2 separate regions of the Homo sapiens genome follow, and region 1 is linked to region 2. The links are chromatin loops, found by intact Hi-C in ENCODE. Cell type or tissue: prostate gland. All regions are shown on one strand. Each heading gives the region's core, and the rest is flanking DNA. Links, peaks and the distances in the headings are about the cores only. Region 1 overlaps COL26A1 (collagen type XXVI alpha 1 chain). Region 2 has its middle 15 kb from the start of SH2B2.

Region 1 (8,320 bases), core at 83-8,082, 730 kb before region 2:
CCACCCCCGCCAACTTATCACCTTCACTCCCAAGCCTGCCCCTCTCCCGTGCCCTTGTTCGACTGGGGGCATTTCTACTATTCCCAGCAGCCAGGCCTGAAAGGGGAGACACACTCCAACCTTCACCCCACCTCCTGCCCCCAGCCCCAGGAGCACCAGGGCCTGACGCTCCTCCAAATCCCCTGCGCTGGCCATCCCAGGCCCCTTCCATCACGTGACCTGACAGCCACCGTCTTCTTGCTCCTCTCCAGAGCCCCTAAACTTGGCTGTGGCCCGTCAGCTTCTTCAGGGGTGCCAGTGGCTGGGGCAGGAATCGGAACCCTTCTCTCCTCCTGGAGATTCAGGAGAACGGGGTCCACCCTTCACTGCCGTGTGATCTGAGCCAGCTGTCCCCGCTCTCTGTGCCTCCACGAAGCTCAGCCGGGGTTGAGACAGAACTGTTGGGAGGATAAACTGTGGTTTGGTGGATGAGGCACCACTAGGGGCCCCGGCCTCACCGCCCATTTGCTGGGTGATCTCAGGCAAGTCACTTGCAGTCTCTGAGCCTCTGTCTCCACCTCATTTGTGATGTCGCCGCAGTGACCCTCCCAGTTTCATGGACCCTTCTAAGGACCAGAAAGGGGAGGGGCTGAAAGAATTGGCTCTGGGGGGTTAAGGGGCCCTGGGCCAGGCATCCAGGCCATCGGAGGACTGTGTCCCATAGAGGGGTGGAGGGGGAGCCCGTTCTGCAGCCCACAGCAGGGCCTGAGCCCAGGGGGCCCAGCCAGAACCCTGGGTGCAGGGTCAGAGCCCTGAGCAGCCGCTAAGTGCACCCTGGAGACACCCCTGCTGGGGAGGAGCCCAGAGCAGGCCACTTTGTCCCCAGGGATCCCAGGACTGTCCCCCAGGCCCAGGGGCACTGCAGAACTGGTGAGGGAGCTACTCAGGCAGACCATCTGCCTGTGCACCATGGACTCTCAGCTCAGCCCAGCAGGTCCTTCACGCCCCTCGGCCCCAGGACCCACCCAAGTTCCCAGCAGGGATCTCCACCCACCCTGAGCCTATTTCTGGCACACAGCGCCCCCTGCTGGCCTCTTCGGGGGCAGCAGAGACTCACGGGGCCTCTGAGTCCTGGCTCTCAAGTTGTTTAAAGGAAGGAGAAAGTCTCCCGGTCCCGGGATCTGGGTCTCAGCCACCTTTGACTCCTGCCTCCCTCAAGGAGGGACAGATGGGGCCGCATTGCAGGCTGGTCCCAAGCAATCGTGGCCACTTTTGTTTTTCTGGAAAGTCTTCTAAAGGTCATGTGCCACAAGGGGCCTATTTATACCCACCCTTTCACTCTCCTCCCTCCCTTTCTTCCCTTCCTTTTCTGTCTGTGTGTGTGTGTGTATGTGTGTGTGTGTGTGTGTGTGTGTGCGTATGTGTGTGTGCTTTTTTTTTCTCTCTCTCTCTTTTTGTAGATGTGGTCTCGATCTGTCACCCAGGCTGGAGCGCAGTGGCACAATCATAACTCACTGTAGCCTTGAACTCCTGGGCTCAGCCTCCTGAGTAACTGGGACTGCAGGCGTGTGCCACCACGCCTGGCTAATTTTCTTTATTTTTTGTAGAGATGGGGGTCTCACTGTGTTGCCCAGGCTGGTCTCAAACTCCTGGCCTCAAGTGATCCTCCAGCCTCAGCCTCTTAAAGTGCTGGGATTACAGGCATGAGCCACCACTCCCAGCCAGCACAGGGACTTTGACGGTGTCTGAAGGGCACTCCTTGAACCTGAGGGTCCAGAAAGACTTTCCTGATGTCAGAAGGAGGAGAGGGCTGGGATGGAGGGAACCTGGGCCACGAGTGAGGTTCTCCCACTAAGGAGCGTGACGGGGCACACACAGCGTGGACAGCTGCAGGTCTCATGGGGTGCACATGCATGTCCCTGTGTGTCACGCATGTCCCTATGTGTCAGGCCCAACTGGGACCTGACTCTCTATCTCCTTTGGCCCAGGTCCTCCTGCTAGAAGCAGCAGAACGGCCCTCCAGCCCGGACAACGACCTGCCAGCCCCCGAGAGCACTCCGCCGACCTGGAATGAGGACTTCCTCCCCGACGCCATCCCTCTTGCTCACCCTGTGCCACGACAGAGAAGGCCCACGGGCCCAGCCGGTGAGTGAGGGCTGCAGAGAGGACAGGCTGGGGCAGCCGAAGGGACCTTGGGCATGGCCTCCCAGGGCCTCCCTAGAGAGGCCACACACTAGACACTCTAGTTCCAACATGCCATGTGGCATTTTGAAAAATTAAGCTAACAGTTGAAAATGGGTATTTCACCTAAAAGCCAGGATTTCTAGTTTCTCTTAAGAAGTAGACGATCTGGTCAGGTGCAGTGGCTCATGCCTGTAATCCCAACACTTTGGGAGGCCGAGAAGGGTGGATCATTTGAGGTCAGGAGTTCGAGACCAGCCTGGCCAACATGGTGAAACCCTGTCTCTACTAAAAATACAAAAATTAGCCAGGCGTGGAGGCAGGTGCCTGTAATCCCAGCTACTCAGGAGGCTGAGGCAGGAGAATCGCTTGAACCCGGAAGGCGGAGGTTGCAGTGAGCCGAGATCACGCCACTGCACTCCAGCCTGGGGGACAAGAGCAAAATTCCGTCTAAAAAAAAAAAAAAAAAAGTAGACCATCTGGCCGAGCATAGTGGCTCACTCATGCTTGTAATCCTAGCACTTTGGAAGGTCAAGGCAGGTGGATCATTTGAGGTCAGGAGTTCGAGACCAACCTGGGCAACATGGTAAAACCCCCATTTCTACTGAAAATACAAAAATTAGCCCAGCATGATTAATCCCAGCTACTCCTAAGGCTGAGGCATGAGAATTGCTTGAGCTGGGGAGGTGGAGGCTGTAGTGAGCCAAGATCATGCCACTGCAATCCAGCCTGGAAGACGGGGTGAAACCCTGTCTCAAAAAAATAGATGATCTTGGGCAGGTGCAGTGGCTCACACCTATAATCCCAGCACTTTGGAAGGCTGAGGTGGGAGGATTGCATGAAGCCAGGAGCTCAAGACCAGCCTGGGCAACATAGTGAGACCCTGTCTCTACAAAAAATTATAAAAATAAAAATGAGAAAATTGGCCATCAGGGCTGGCAGTCCCTCATGGAAACAACCAGCTACTGGGTTGCCACTGTAGGTCCAGTCCAGGCTGTGCAGTTTGCCGCAGTCCCCACCATTCCCTATTGTCTTACAGCTCAGCTACTGTCTTCAGTATCTGCCCTGCTCCTTGGCTTCTGCACTTATGGCCCCCAGCCCAGCCTTGCTGGGTTCAATTTTGCAGCATTCTGCCTGGCCAGGGAGCAGGAACTTACTGCTTCCCACCTCTTTCTGGGGTTTGCTCTCTGAACTCTCTGGCTGGAATTGGAGGACATCTGCCCCCCTGCCTTCCTGCCACACTTTTACAATTTTATTTTATTTTATTATTTTATTTTGAGACAATGTATTGCTCTGTCACTGAGGCTGGAGCACAGTAGTATGATCATAGTTCACTGCAGCCTTCATCTCCGAGGCTCAGGTGATCCTCCTGCCTCAGCCTCCCAAGTAGTTGGGACTACGAGTGCACACCACCACACTTGGCTTTTTTTTTTTTTTTTAATTTTTAGTAGAGACGAGGTCTCACTGCGTTGCCAGGCTGGTCTCAAACTCCTGGCCTTAAGCAATCCTCATGCCTCGGCTTCCCAAAGTGCTGGGATTTACAGGTGTGAGCCACCATGCTTGGCCCTGGCCACATTTTAAAGTTAAGGGGAAGAATTTTCCCTCTGCAGATTCTACCTACTGGTCTGGGCTCTGCCACCTGGGGCTGTAATTACCTTTGCTTTAATCACAATTGTAATAATCATAGTTGCAATCGATGAAGCCCTCCTGGTTGCCAGACACTGAGGTGGGGCTTTATCCTGGAGGACATTTAGCAAACAACACCTGTCTATAAGGCTGAATCCAGGGGTTGAAGGCTGAGGTCTACCATGAGTGGTCAGGATCTGCACTGTGCCAGTTATTAAATATTTTCATATCAGATATGAAAATATTTCAAATACAGATATAATTTTTTTTTTTGACATGGAGTCTCACTCTATCACTCAGGCTGGAGTGCAGTGTCGTGATCTCGGCTCACTGCAACCTCTGCCTCCTGGGCTCAAGGGATTCCCCTGCCTCAGCCTCCCTAATAACTGGGATTACAGGCACGCACCACCAAGCCCCGCTACTTTTTGCATTTTTAATACAGAAGGGGTTTTGTCATGTTGGCCAGGCTGGTCTTGAACTCCTGACCTCAAATGATCTGCCCTCCTTGGCCTCCCAAAGTGCTGGGATTACAGGTGTGAGCCAGCACACGCAGCCTAATTTTTGTATTTTTAGTAGAGACGGGGTTTCACCATGTCGGCCAGGCTGGCCTCAAACTCCTGACCTCAAGTGATCCACCCGCCTCGGCCTCCAAAGTGTGGAATTACAGGTGTGAGCTAGCGCACCCAGCCTACAGATATCACTCTTAATCTTCACACAAAGCTTGGAAGCCTTGAGGTTACAGGGGAGACACCTGAGGCTCAGAGAAGTTAAGTGACACCCCTGGGGTCACCCAGCAAGCCAGCAAGCTGGGGGCATTTTGCCTCCATGATTCTCTGCCCTTAGAGCCCTTTGGAGGGGGCGCTCTCCCTCTGCCCTCTGTTCTGAGTGTCTATTCTGATGCTGGGTTGGGGAGCAGGGGCAGAGCAGGGAGGAGAGATGCATGACACAGGTGGCCTCCAGTGGCCAGTCCCAGGGCCGGGGAAGGAGAGTAGGGTATCCTGCATTCTTGGAAAGGGACTGAAGGCTGCGGGAGGAGGGCCGAGCTCAGGTCTCCTACGGGAAGGGGGACCTCTCTCACTCTGGCCCCCGGCCTACCCCTCGAGCCGCTGTCCCTAAGGTCTCACCCCCAGAGCGTTACCTCATGCCCACATTCTTCAGATCTTTCTTGGGGGATGGAGGAGGAGGGGCTTCCCATCCCACCGGGGACCCAGGCCCACGAAAGCGCATGCCTGGCAAGACCTTTCCAACCAGGGGAAAATGCAGTTTCAAGAATGGCCACCAGGTGGGGCACACACTCTACACATGGTGACACCTGCAGCCAACCTGGATTCCAGAGCGCAGGTGGGGCTCTTCCGAGGCCAGCAGCCCCCAGCCAGGCCCTCCCCACCATACCACAGTCCCATGCAGGCAGAGTGCAAAGGGCCCTAAGACTCAGTGCAGGTCCCTTCATCAGATCAGCAAACTTTTTTTTTTTTTCTGAGACGGTCTCGCTCTGTAAGCCAAGCTGGAATGCAGTGGTGTGATTATAGCTCACTGCAGCCCAGACCTCCTGGGCTCAAGCCATCCTCCCACCTCAACGTCCCCAGTAGCTGGGGCCACAGGCGTGCACCACTATGCCCGGTTAACTTTTGTATCTTTTGTAGAGATGGGGTCTCACTATGTGGCCCAGGCTGGTCTCAAACTCCTGGGCTCAAGTGATCTTCCTGCCTCAGCCTCCTAAGGTGCTGAGCAAACATTTTTCAGCATCCTCTCTGGGCCAGAGGGAGAAAAGGCTGTCCCCTGGCCACACAGCAAGCCTTACCTCTCCATCTCCTTGTCCACCCTTGGGGTTTAGAGATCTGTAGCTGGGAAGATCCATCCTTCAGGACCTCCTGGGGCCTCCTCGGAGGCCACCTGTTGGGGAGCACTTTGCCACAAGCCCGGTTCTTGACCCTAAGCAGAGAGACAGCAGGGTGTGAGAGAGGGACCTGGAGCTAAGCAACTTCATCTGCAGCCTGGCTGTGTGAGCTTGGGCAAGGGACCAACCTTCCTGAGCCTCAGTTTCCCCACATTGAAAATGGGAACGAAAGCAGTTCTTAGAATCATAGATGTTTGTAAGTGCAAAGCTGGTTTGTAAGTTGTAATAACCAGCTCCAAGGTGATGTGAGTGCCTTTGCCTGTTTAGGGAGTCCCAGGTAGGCAGGGCTCCTGGGGGAACGTAGGCTGACAGCCCAGGGGGCCAGGCCTGGAGCCACTGGAGGCTGGGGGTCCACCATGTTCTGATGCCCTGTCTCCTTCTCTCCCCAGGGCCCCCGGGGCAGACAGGACCACCAGGGCCTGCAGGCCCCCCCGGGTCTAAAGGTGACCGAGGCCAGACAGGAGAGAAGGGTCCAGCGGGGCCGCCTGGTAAGAAAACCCCCCACATATGTGATGTTGTCAACCTGCGGAAGGGGCTGGGCTTTCTTCTCTACTGGAACAGGCGAGGTGTCCCACGCACCCACAGCCCTGATCTTGCTGGGTACCAGAAAAACGGGGTCTTTTTTTTTTAATTTTTTGAGAGGGAGTCTCGCTCTGTTGTCCAGGCTGGAGTGCAGTGATGCCATCTCGGCTCATTGCCACCTCTGCCTCCCGGGTTCAAGCAATTCTCCTGCCTCAGCCTCCTGAGTAGCTGGGATTACAGGCATGCGCCACCACACCTGGCTAATTTTGTATTTTCAATAGAGACAGGATTTCACCATGTTGGTCAGGCTGGTCTCGAACTCCTGACCTCAGATGATCCACCCACCTTGGCCTCCCAAAGTGCTGGGATTACAGGCGTGAGCCACCACCTCACCTGGCTTTTTTTTTTTTTTTTTTTTGAGATGGAGTCTTGTGCTGTGTCGCCCAGACTGGAGCACGGTGGCACAATCTCAGCTCACTGACACCTCCACCTCCCAGGTTCAAGCAACTGTCCTGCCTCAGCCTACTGAGTAACTAGGATTACAGGTGCCTGCCACCATGCCTGGCTAATTTTTGTATTTTTAGTAGAGACAGGGTTTCACCATGTTGGCCAGGCTGGTCTTGAACTCCTGACCTCAGGTGACCTGCCTGCCTTGGCCTCCCAAAGTGCTGGGATTACAGGGGTGAGCCACAACACCTGGCCAAAACAGGGTCTTCAGGGGCTTCGGGTACAGGCATGAGCATCGAGGCTGTCAGGGGCCAGGAGCAGTTCTCAGCCATTTAAACACCTCCAGAGACCACCCTCTCAACTCCTCCTGGGTCCTGCCGGGGAAGGACCCCTGGTTCAGCAGGTACAGGGCCAGCCCAGGATGGTGGCTTATACTTGGTGTTCCTGCCACAGGGCTGAAGTCCCTGGGAGGGACCAATGGGCCTCTGGCCAGAGCCTTTGCTGATTTCACCGTCCCTGCCCCCCTCACCCTCCCAAGCTGCCACTAAGTGTCCCCTCTGGACTGGGCTGGGAAGGGAAGCCCATTTCATTTACACCCCAGGACACCCCCAAGGAAGACTGTGGATCGGAGGTCACCACTGACTGCCTGTGGGCCCCTGACCAACCCTGTTTCTTTCAAGGCCTCAGTTTCCCCATTTGTAAGTTGCAGCCACCCGCCAGGCTCCGGCTGCCACAGTGACTGTTCTTTTCCTCATTGCAGGGCTCCTGGGGCCTCCAGGGCCCCGTGGGCTTCCTGGAGAGATGGGGCGCCCCGGCCCCCCAGGACCACCCGGCCCAGCAGGCAACCCAGGCCCCTCACCAAACAGCCCCCAGGGCGCCCTCTACTCCCTGCAGCCGCCTACAGACAAAGACAGTGAGTAATGCCCCTGGGGGGCCAAGGGAGGGCTGAGCTACGCTGTGTTCTGGGAGGGATCAGCCTTCCTTAAAGGATCCTGGGAAGTGGACCCCACCACATGCCCATCCTGCTGCACCCAACTGGCTCACTCCTGCAGGCCTCCTCCAGGAAGCCCTCCATGCAGTGTCCAGGGCCTGCCAGTGACGATGACAGGGAACAGCTTGGGAGCAAGGCTTGGTCCTGGGGCTAAGCATCCTCAAGTGGACCCAGGGCTAGCCCCAAGCCCTGCTTTTGGCCCCAAAGTGGCCTGTCTCTGCCTCAGTGCTCAGCTCCCTGCCTTTGGGGTTGTGAGCCCCAAAGTTCACTCTGCTGGCTGACTTGGCCCAGATTCCCTACCTGGCTACCCCACCCCACCAAGGTTATCCCTTATTGTACTTGTTCCTCACCCGCCCTCACTGCAGGTCATTCAGCAGGTGTTTAGTGAGCACCTACTATGTGCAAGGCACAGGATTTTAGCCACTGGGGACACAGCAATGTGCAAAACAAACTCCGGCCCTCGGGGGCACCGGCCAGTCCAAGAGAGCCTCTGAACACACAGAAATGTCCACTTCTACCTTGGGAGGTGGGGACAAGGAGGTGCAGAGAGTGGACGGGACCAGGACTCTGGGCCTAAGGGACCATGAGGTAGTGGGAGGCCAGGCAGAGGAGTCCGTGAGCCCTGAGAGGAGCATCATTTCTGGTTAAGTGTCCCGGCAACTGGGGAAGATTTTTAC
Region 2 (8,320 bases), core at 42-8,041:
CCCTCGCGCCTTCAGGAAAACCGTAGGTACAACACCGCTGGCCTCGCTATGATAAGTCTCTGCATTTAATCCTTCTGCAGTCAGAAATCATGCCTAGACTTTTTTTGGGCGTGGTGCAGAGAGGGACAGGGTCTTGCTCTGTCACCCAGCCTGGAGTGCAGTGGTGCAATCGTAGCTCTCTGCAGCCTGGAACTCCTGGACTCAAGCGATCCTCCCGCCTTAGCCTCCTGAGTAGCTGGGACCACAGGTGCACACCACCATGCCCGGCTAAGTTTTGTATTTTTCTGTAGAGATGACGTTTTGCCATGTTGCCCGTGCTGGTCTCAAACACCTGAGCTCCAGCGATGCTACCACCTCTGCCTCCCAAAGTGCTGTATTCCAGCCGTGAGCCACTGCACCGGGCCCTCCTGAAGTCTTGACCTTAAAGATGCTTTGATTCCCTCCTCCCCTCTGTGAGGTGCCCCCTCTAGGATGTCTTTGTGGGTTCTCCCAGAGGATGAGGTCCCAGTCTTTCCTGAGGGGAAGGGGACCGTCTTGGGCCCTTGCACCACAGACTCCTTTTCTGAGCCCCTTTCCCTGTCTTATGCTCACTTATCCACCCGTCGCCTGTCATCCCTCTCTCCCCTAAACAAAATCTGTCCCTCTCTCCTGGGTTTCTGGGTTGCAGATGGTCCATTCCACACACTCTATGCTTCTCAAGATCCCCTCTCGGGCACACGTTACTGCTCTTCCACCAGTTCTGCCCATCGGGCTGTGCCTTGCAGCCCTGCATGCCCCCACCACCTCGACGACAACACCTTCGCCTCGCTCAGCCTCTCTGTAGCTTCTGACCCCCTGACCCTCCATATTCATTGACCCTCCTGCCTCATCTTGGTGCCTTCACATGCATCCTCCTGCTGTCTCCCCTGCCTCCTGCTGCCTCTTCTCAGGGTCTTTGCGGGACCCCCTTTGTGGATCACCCCCTGAAGCTCTGGCCACCTCACAGCAGCACTGTCTCAGGACCTGTCCACCACCCCTGATTTTCTGTATTAGCTGTTCTTGCATTGCTATAGAGAAATACCTGAGGCTGTGTAATTTATCAAGAAAAGGGGTTTCTTTGGCTCATGGTTCTGCAGGCTGTACCAGAAGCGTGGCGCTGGTGTCGGTTTGGCTTCTGGGGAGGCGTTGGAGGCTTTACTCATGGTGGAAGGCGAAGTGGGAGCAGGTGTGAGACATGGCGAGGCCAGGAGGAAGAGAGAGAGAATGGGGGTGGGGGAGGTGCCACGCTCCTTAAACAACCAGATCCCTATCTCAGAGACAGCACCGCGCCACAAGGGACCCGCCCTGTCCCCCAAACACCTCCCACCAGGCCCCACTTCCAACACTGGGGATTAATTACTTTTTTTTTTTTTTGAGACAGGGTCTTACTCTGTCACCCAAGCAAGAGTGCAGTGGTGTGATCACAGCTCACTGCAACCTCTGCCTCCTGGGCTCAGGTGATCCTCCCATCTCAGCCTCCCTAGTAGCTGGGACTACAGCTACACCACCACACCCAGCTAATTTTTTGTGTGGGTTTTTTTGTTTGTTTGTTTGTTTGTTTGTTTGTTTGTTTGTGTAGAGACAGGGTTTTTCCATGTTACCCAGGCTGGTCTCGAATTCCTGGGCTCCAGTGATCCTCCCTCCTCAGCCTCCCAAAGTGCTGGAATTATAGGCAAGAGCCACTGCACCTGGCTTGATTACATTTCAACATGAGATGTGGACAGGGATGAATATCCAAACTATATAATTCCACCCCTGCCCCCTCACGCAAATCTCATGTCCTTCTCACATTGCAAAATACAATCATGCCTTTCCAACAGTACCCCAAAGTCTTTTTTTTTTTAGATGGAGTTTCACTCTTGTTGCCCAGGGTGGAGTACAATGGTGCCATCTCAGCTCACTGTAACCTCCGCCTCCCAGGTTCAAGCCATTCTCCTGCCTCAGCCTCCCAAATAGCTGGGATTACAGGGGTCCGCCACCATGCCCGGCTAATTTTTTTTTTTTTTTTTTTTTTTGTATTTTTAGTAGAGACGAGTTTTCGCCATGTTGGCCAGGCTGGTCTCAAACTCCTGACCTCAGGTGATCTGCCCGCCTCGGCCTCTCAAAGTGCTGGGATTACAGGCGTGAGCCACCACGCCCACCCCCACAGTCTTAACTCATTACAGCATTTTGGTCACAACCATCGAACAAGTCTCTAAGAAGTTCCAAACTTTCCCTCATCTTACTGTCTTCTTCCATGCCCCCCCCAAACGCTTCCAAGCTCTGACCGTTGGGGCCCTAGATCTCCTCAACCAGCATATCCAGCCTCAGGTCCACAGGTCCAAACCCCACCACACACATGCCCTTAGCTGTTCACAAGCACCTTCGTGCTTACCAGAACCGAGCCAGCCAGCTGCCCACCCCTTCCCCCACAGGGGGCCAGGCCCGGGCCTCCCCACCTGGGTTCTGTACAGCGATGGGGTCCACAGCTCTCTCTCCAGCTCCTTCTGTGTCCTCGCCCCAGAGCCCTGTACTCCAGAGGTTGAAGAACTTGCCGAAGATCGTGAAATTCATAAAAGGCAGGGCCAGAATGCAAGCCCGGTTCTGGACTTGACATCAAGTGGCCACCAGAGATGTCACCCCAGCTTCCCCACCTGCGTGTTCCAGCCTCCAGCAGAGAAGGCAGGGTGAGGCAGCCGGTGGGGGATAGGGGACCCTCCCGTGGCCGGTGAGGCCCTGTCCTTCTCTAAGTACATCTAACTGAGGCCCCTCTCTGGTGGAAGCCCGCACAGCCAGTCTCCTGGCCTTCGCTTCCTCCCAGCGTGGAGTGACAGTTTCAAAGCACAGCTCTGGTTGCTGCTGGGATCCAGCTGGGCTCTGGGACAGTGTCCAGATCCTGTCCCCTGCAGCCTCCAGTTCTCTGTCCACCCCCCTCTACCCACAGCCTTCCCTCCAGTCTCACCGTCTGCCAGCCTCTGCTGCCCTGTCTTACCCAGCCTGTTCTCTCTGCCTCACCAGCAGCCATCCCCCAATTCTGCTGCCCGTGCAACTGGCCTGTGCTCCTATCACCCCAAGCCACCTCTTCAGGGATGGCCTCCCCCAACCACTCAGCCCTGCACCCTCAGATCCCCTCAGGAGCTAACCCAGTGCCCAGAGCATCTGCAGCAGCGCCAATGGCCAGGCCTCCAGGCCAGCTTAACACATGGGCCTTTTCCAGGATAGCGGGCCACCAGCTGGGAACCGGGGCAGCCTAGGATAGAGGGTTTGCAGCCAGGATGCTCACACCTGCACAGAATGTCACCTACATACACGGCAGGACTGTGTGCCCACCCCTGCAGTAGCAGACACAGGAACAAGTGCACGGGGACCAGGCCCACGCACCCCATCATCTCCCTGGTGCCCACGGATGGTGCTGGGAGCTGCAAGTTGCTGCCACCCCAGGGACCTGACCAAGACCACACTGGGGTGGTCACAGACTGGGGGCAGATAAAACAGGCAGTGCAAGGAATCATCTCAGCAGCTTTTTATCCACCCCTCTTGCCAGGCGCACACCTCCAGGGAAAAGGGCTCACTCTGGCCAGGCAAAAGTCACCTCTGCAAAGGTTCTCCATCTCAGCCCTGTCTCTCTGTCCCCCAGGCCCTCATCCCTGAGGTGGAATGTGGCTTCCCTGAGCCTTGTTGGAGCTTAACGCCCTCTTTTTATCCCAGGAGTCTGTCCCCATGGTCCCAGCACGGTTCTTGGATGTGCTCCTGTTTGTGGCCAAACTGAAGCATCCCCTCCCTTGGTCCAGGACCTTCACCTCTATTAATGTGACCCAAGGCCCCATTAGCTTTCTGGTGGTTTCCTCTCCCTACATCTCACAACCGCTGTCCACCTCCCATCCTAAGCATGTGTGGCCGGCTCTGCCATCCCATCCCACAGGCCAGGACCCAAGGACTCTGTACTCAGGCCAGGAGGGCATGGTATTTATCGTCTCTCTGGACCTCTCCCCTTTGGGGTCTCCTTAAAGTCCCTGCAGGTGGCCCAGGGCCAGCCCCAACCCTGCCCCCGACAGTCCTCCCTCCAAGGCCGGGTCCTGCCTTCAGGTCCTGCCTCTTCCCTCATCCCCTCCTCACTTCCGCAGATACCACCTTCCTGCCAGGGACCCAGGGGCTCAGTGAATGTCTGAAGGAAGAAATCCATTTAGGGGCCCAGTGCGGTGGCTCACGCCTGTAATCCCAGCACATTGGGAGGTTGAGGCGGACAGATCACTTGAGGTTGAGACCAACCTGGACAACATTGCTAAACCCCGTCTCTACTAAAAATACAAAAATTAACTGGGCACGGTGGCAGGCGCCTGTAATCCCAGCTACTCAGGAGGTTGAGGCAGGAAAATTGCTTGAACCTTGGAGGCGGAGGTTGCAGTGAGCCGAGATGGAGCCACTGCACTCCAGCCTGGGTGACTGAGTGAGACTCTGTCTCAATAAAATAAAATAAAATAAATCCATTCGGGGCCTGAACGAGGCGAGACTCTGGTGTGAGCAAGGGCTTAGACAGAGCTGGGGGTGGATGCCTTGGGTTTGGTCCCAGGTCGGGAAGCCTCCGTTCTTTGACTGTAAAATGTGAATCGTCTTTTCTGACTCATCTATAAGGACTTGGTGTGCAGTGGGAACCCAGGAGCATGTGGGGGTGAGGCTGGGCTGCCCCATCCTGGCCCAGGACACTAAGCCCAGCCAGGGCAGGTATGACAGCCGGTCAGCAGGCCGCGCAGTCAGGGATGAGTCCACGGAGGAGGCCGCACATACCATTTCCCTGGCACTGCCCACAGCCTGCAGCCTTTGTGCATTTCTGAGGCCACAGTGCCCCCTGGCGGCTGTGCAGCCTACCCCAAAGGACAGCGTCCTGGGTCTCAGGCCTCAGTCTCCCTCTCTGCGGCCCCAACAGCTCACCCTAAACAAGGTTTATTGTTACCATGTTACATGTCACCATTTGGGACCAGAAAGGGGGATCCAGTGGCCCTGAGCCGCACAGTCAACCAGAAACAGGGCCAAACCTCACCCTCAGGGCTGCCTGGCTCCTGGGTCACTGAAGTCCTGCCTGGCAATGCGTGCTTGGGTCTGGGTCCCTTCCCCGACATCTCTCACCCTCCTGCAGGGCAGGAAAGTCACAGTTTGGATGCTTTGTTATAAAGATGACCCTGGCACCTGGAGGAGGGAGAGACAGACAGGGCTGTGGGTCGGGGGACTCCTTGGGGACCACGCCACCCCAACCACTGCAGCTGGAGCCTCTGTTGGGGGCGGGACCAAGCACCTCTGTTGTCAGCCCAGAGGTGGCACCCCTACGCGCCCCACTGCACCCCCGCGGCTTTCTCTGCCTCTCCTACCCCCAGGCTTCCCACTGGACATTATCCCAGAACATCAGCTAGGAAGCAACCTGAGCCTCCTTGCCCCTGCCTGACAAGCAAAGTGAGGCCCAGAGAGGGAAAGGGGCTGGCCAGGGCCCCCCAAACAGCCGTGGGCAGAGCCACATTGCACCGGTTTCTCCTAATCCCTGACCTGAGCTCCTTCTCCTACCCAGGGGATTTCATCAATCCAGAGAGTGCTTGGGGCCAGGAGTGCCTCTGACAGTCAGGGAGGGCTTCCTGGAGGAGGCCCTAGGTCTAATGGGGTCTTCTAGGCAGTGGTGAGTTGGGAGGGAATAGCCAGCACTCTCACAGCATCCAGGCAGCCCTGCTTCCAGACCGTGGGTTGGAGAGGCAGAACCAGGGGAGGGCACCAAGGGTCCCACCAGGCTCCCTCTGACGGCCATGTCTTCCTTTGGCCACAGGACGCTGTGCGGAGCTGCAAGTCCGTATCACTGAGGCTGTGGCCACAGCCACTGAGCAGAGAGAGCTGATCGCCCGCCTGGAGCAGGACCTGAGCATCATTCAGTCCATCCAGCGGCCCGATGCCGAGGTGAGCCCACCCCCCTGCCCCATGCCCATCTCGATACCTGCCCAACTGACTTAGCCTCTGCAAACACTGACTTCCCAGATTAGCCTGTGTATCAGGCAGCTGGTGACAACCCAGAAGGGCTGTCACCTAAAACCATTGGGTTCTCCCTGCTTACTCCATGAATACCACCCTGCCTCCGATTTGGGGTGACAGGCCATGGGGCAGAGGCCACAGGGCTTCCTAGCGGTAGCACAGAGGCCCGTCTTTCCAGGCACTGCCCTGAGAGCAGAGGCAGAGGCAAGGCCAGGACCATGCACCCATCTCCCAGCTAAAGGACCTGGAGCCCAGAGATCACAGCAGGCTGGGACATAAACAGCCCAGGGAGAGCATCTCCTCGCCCACCTCCCATTCTGTAGAGTCCACAGTGGGACTCCGGGAGAGAAGTCTGGGCTGTCCCAGGTCACGTGGCAGGCTGGTTGCAGGGCCAGGGAGGCCCAGGTGTCTGATGCATGTCAAAGCTGAGTGGCTGCGAGGAGAGCTGCACTGCTGCTGAACTCTGGCCTCAGGAGTGACTCAGGGCCCAGCCATCTCTTCTTTGGTAGCTCATGTCACGTGTCCAGGTCCGGGCCCTCCTGCAGCCAGCCTGCACCCCGGATGGCCCCACCCACTCCTTGCCACACCCACCCTGCCATTTGCCTTGGCCATGCTGAAAGGGAATATTCCGTGCCCATTGTGCGGAGGCACCTCCTCATCGCTTCCTGTCACCTGCAGGGTGCCGCTGAGCACCGCCTGGAGAAGATCCCAGAGCCCATCAAAGAGGCCACTGCCCTATTCTACGGTAAGGAGAGGCCTGACCCATGGGAGGAGGGAGGAGGAGGGAAGAGGAGACAGGTGATACCGCCTGAGAACACAGATCCCCAAAGAGTAGTCCCTTCCTCTAAGAAGGTCAGGCCCCCACGCCTGCAATGCAGCAGCAACCTTCAAAGGGTCGGGTAAGGCTAGGTGTGGTGGCGCACACCTATAGTCCCGGCTACTTTGGAGGCCGAGGTGGGAGGATCGCCTGAGCCCAGGAATTGGAGGCTGCAGTGAGCTATGATGGTGCCACTGCACTCCAGCCTGGGCGACAGACCGAGACCCTGTCTCTAAAAAACAAAAAGGTGAATGAGCCCTCAACCTGCCTTTCTGGATCTTAGACTGACACCCCCCACCTTGGGGCCCTGACCCTTCAGCCCTGCCGGTGGCCTGTGAAAGGCTGGTGAGTGGTGGTCAGCCAGGCCTCACTGCCAAAGTGCAGCCGGAGGTCCGTGCAGTGAGGGGAAGGCAGCCTCCTTGGGTATTGAGGACAGAAACTGAGGCTGCTGGACTGGGATACTGGGGGTGTGCCCATGCCTCCCCAGTTCCCCTCCTGCCCCTTTGCTTCCCCAGGGGATATAGGCCTAGTCTGACAGCTGCAAGGGTCTCAGATTCAAGGACAGAGTGACTGGGAGGGGAGTTCTGGGCCTGGCCCTCTGACAGCGCAGACGGGGGTGCTGGGCCCTTCCCCAGCGTGCGTATTGTCAGGTCAGCCCCTGCCATCCATTCTCACGCTCCCCGGTTCCCCTGGCTGTCCCCTCCCCTTCCCCGACCTGCCCAGCACCAGGGAGTCAGACACCATGTGGCTTCTACCCCATGGCATTTGGCAGAAATCCCCCAGGGCTGGGGGACCCACCCCAAAGGGCCGCCTGCTGGGTTCCACCTCCTGCCACCCCCCAAGCCACCCTCCTCTACCTGCTAGGACCTGCAGCACCAGCCAGCGGTGCCCTCCCAGAGGGCCAGGTGGATTCACTGCTTTCCATCATCTCCAGCCAGAGGGAGCGCTTCCGTGCCCGGAACCAGGAGCTTGAGGCCGTGAGTCACATCCTTCTCTCCCTGATGCTCCTTGGGCCCAAGGACACAGTTGGGGAACACACAGGCTTTCAGGAGAGAGATGTGGCACAGACCGTAAACCTCAGGGGGAAGAGATTTGTTCTGTGCAGTCAGGGAGGGCTTCCTGGAGGAGGTCATGCCACACTGGGCTTTGAAAGAAGACTCAGATGCTCACAGTAGAGGAGACACGGGGGCCAGTGAGCCAGAAGGGAGCATAGATCATTCCAGGTGAAACAAGTCGCCAGGCAAGTGCCCTCTTGCCAGGCTGGGAGGCGTGGCCTTCAATCTGCAGGGAGGGGCACCAAGGAAGGATTTAAGCCAGGCAGTGGCACTGCAAGAATGCAGGGTGAGCCAGGTGCGGTGGCTCACACCTGTAATCCCAACACTTTGGGAGGCTGAGGCAAGTGGATCACTTGAGGTTGGGAGTTTGAGACCAGCCTGGCCAACATGGTGAAACCCCGTCTCTACTAAAAATACAAAAATTAGCCGGGCATGGTGGCGGGCA

The links. Peaks named below come from ENCODE experiments on the same cell type or tissue, not always from the same donor. Only the 100,000 strongest peaks of a DNase experiment are listed, where the experiment ranks them.
Region 1: it touches region 2 in a loop (7-fold over the local background); 100 of 110 quality-filtered maps call a loop at or near these places.

Annotation. Positions count from the first base shown.
Region 1 is chr7:101,537,926-101,546,245 of GRCh38, forward strand. COL26A1 (collagen type XXVI alpha 1 chain) reads left to right here. Exons shown (of 13, transcript NM_001278563.3): 5 at 1,968-2,124; 6 at 6,073-6,171; 7 at 7,413-7,565. Among named protein-coding and RNA genes, the nearest start is that of LINC01007, 27 kb to the right of the region's middle. RefSeq lists an enhancer at 4,201-4,869 and a silencer at 4,883-5,177. In prostate gland, for the core only: CTCF peaks have their summits at 1,067 (motif pointing left) and 5,060 (motif pointing right); DNase peaks (open chromatin) are centred at 1,076 and 5,056.
Region 2 is chr7:102,267,563-102,275,882 of GRCh38, forward strand. It overlaps a transcript of CUX1 not described here. Among named protein-coding and RNA genes, the nearest start is that of SH2B2, 15 kb to the right of the region's middle. RefSeq lists a silencer at 354-511 and an enhancer at 6,572-7,405. In prostate gland, for the core only: a CTCF peak has its summit at 4,855 (motif pointing left); a DNase peak (open chromatin) is centred at 4,819.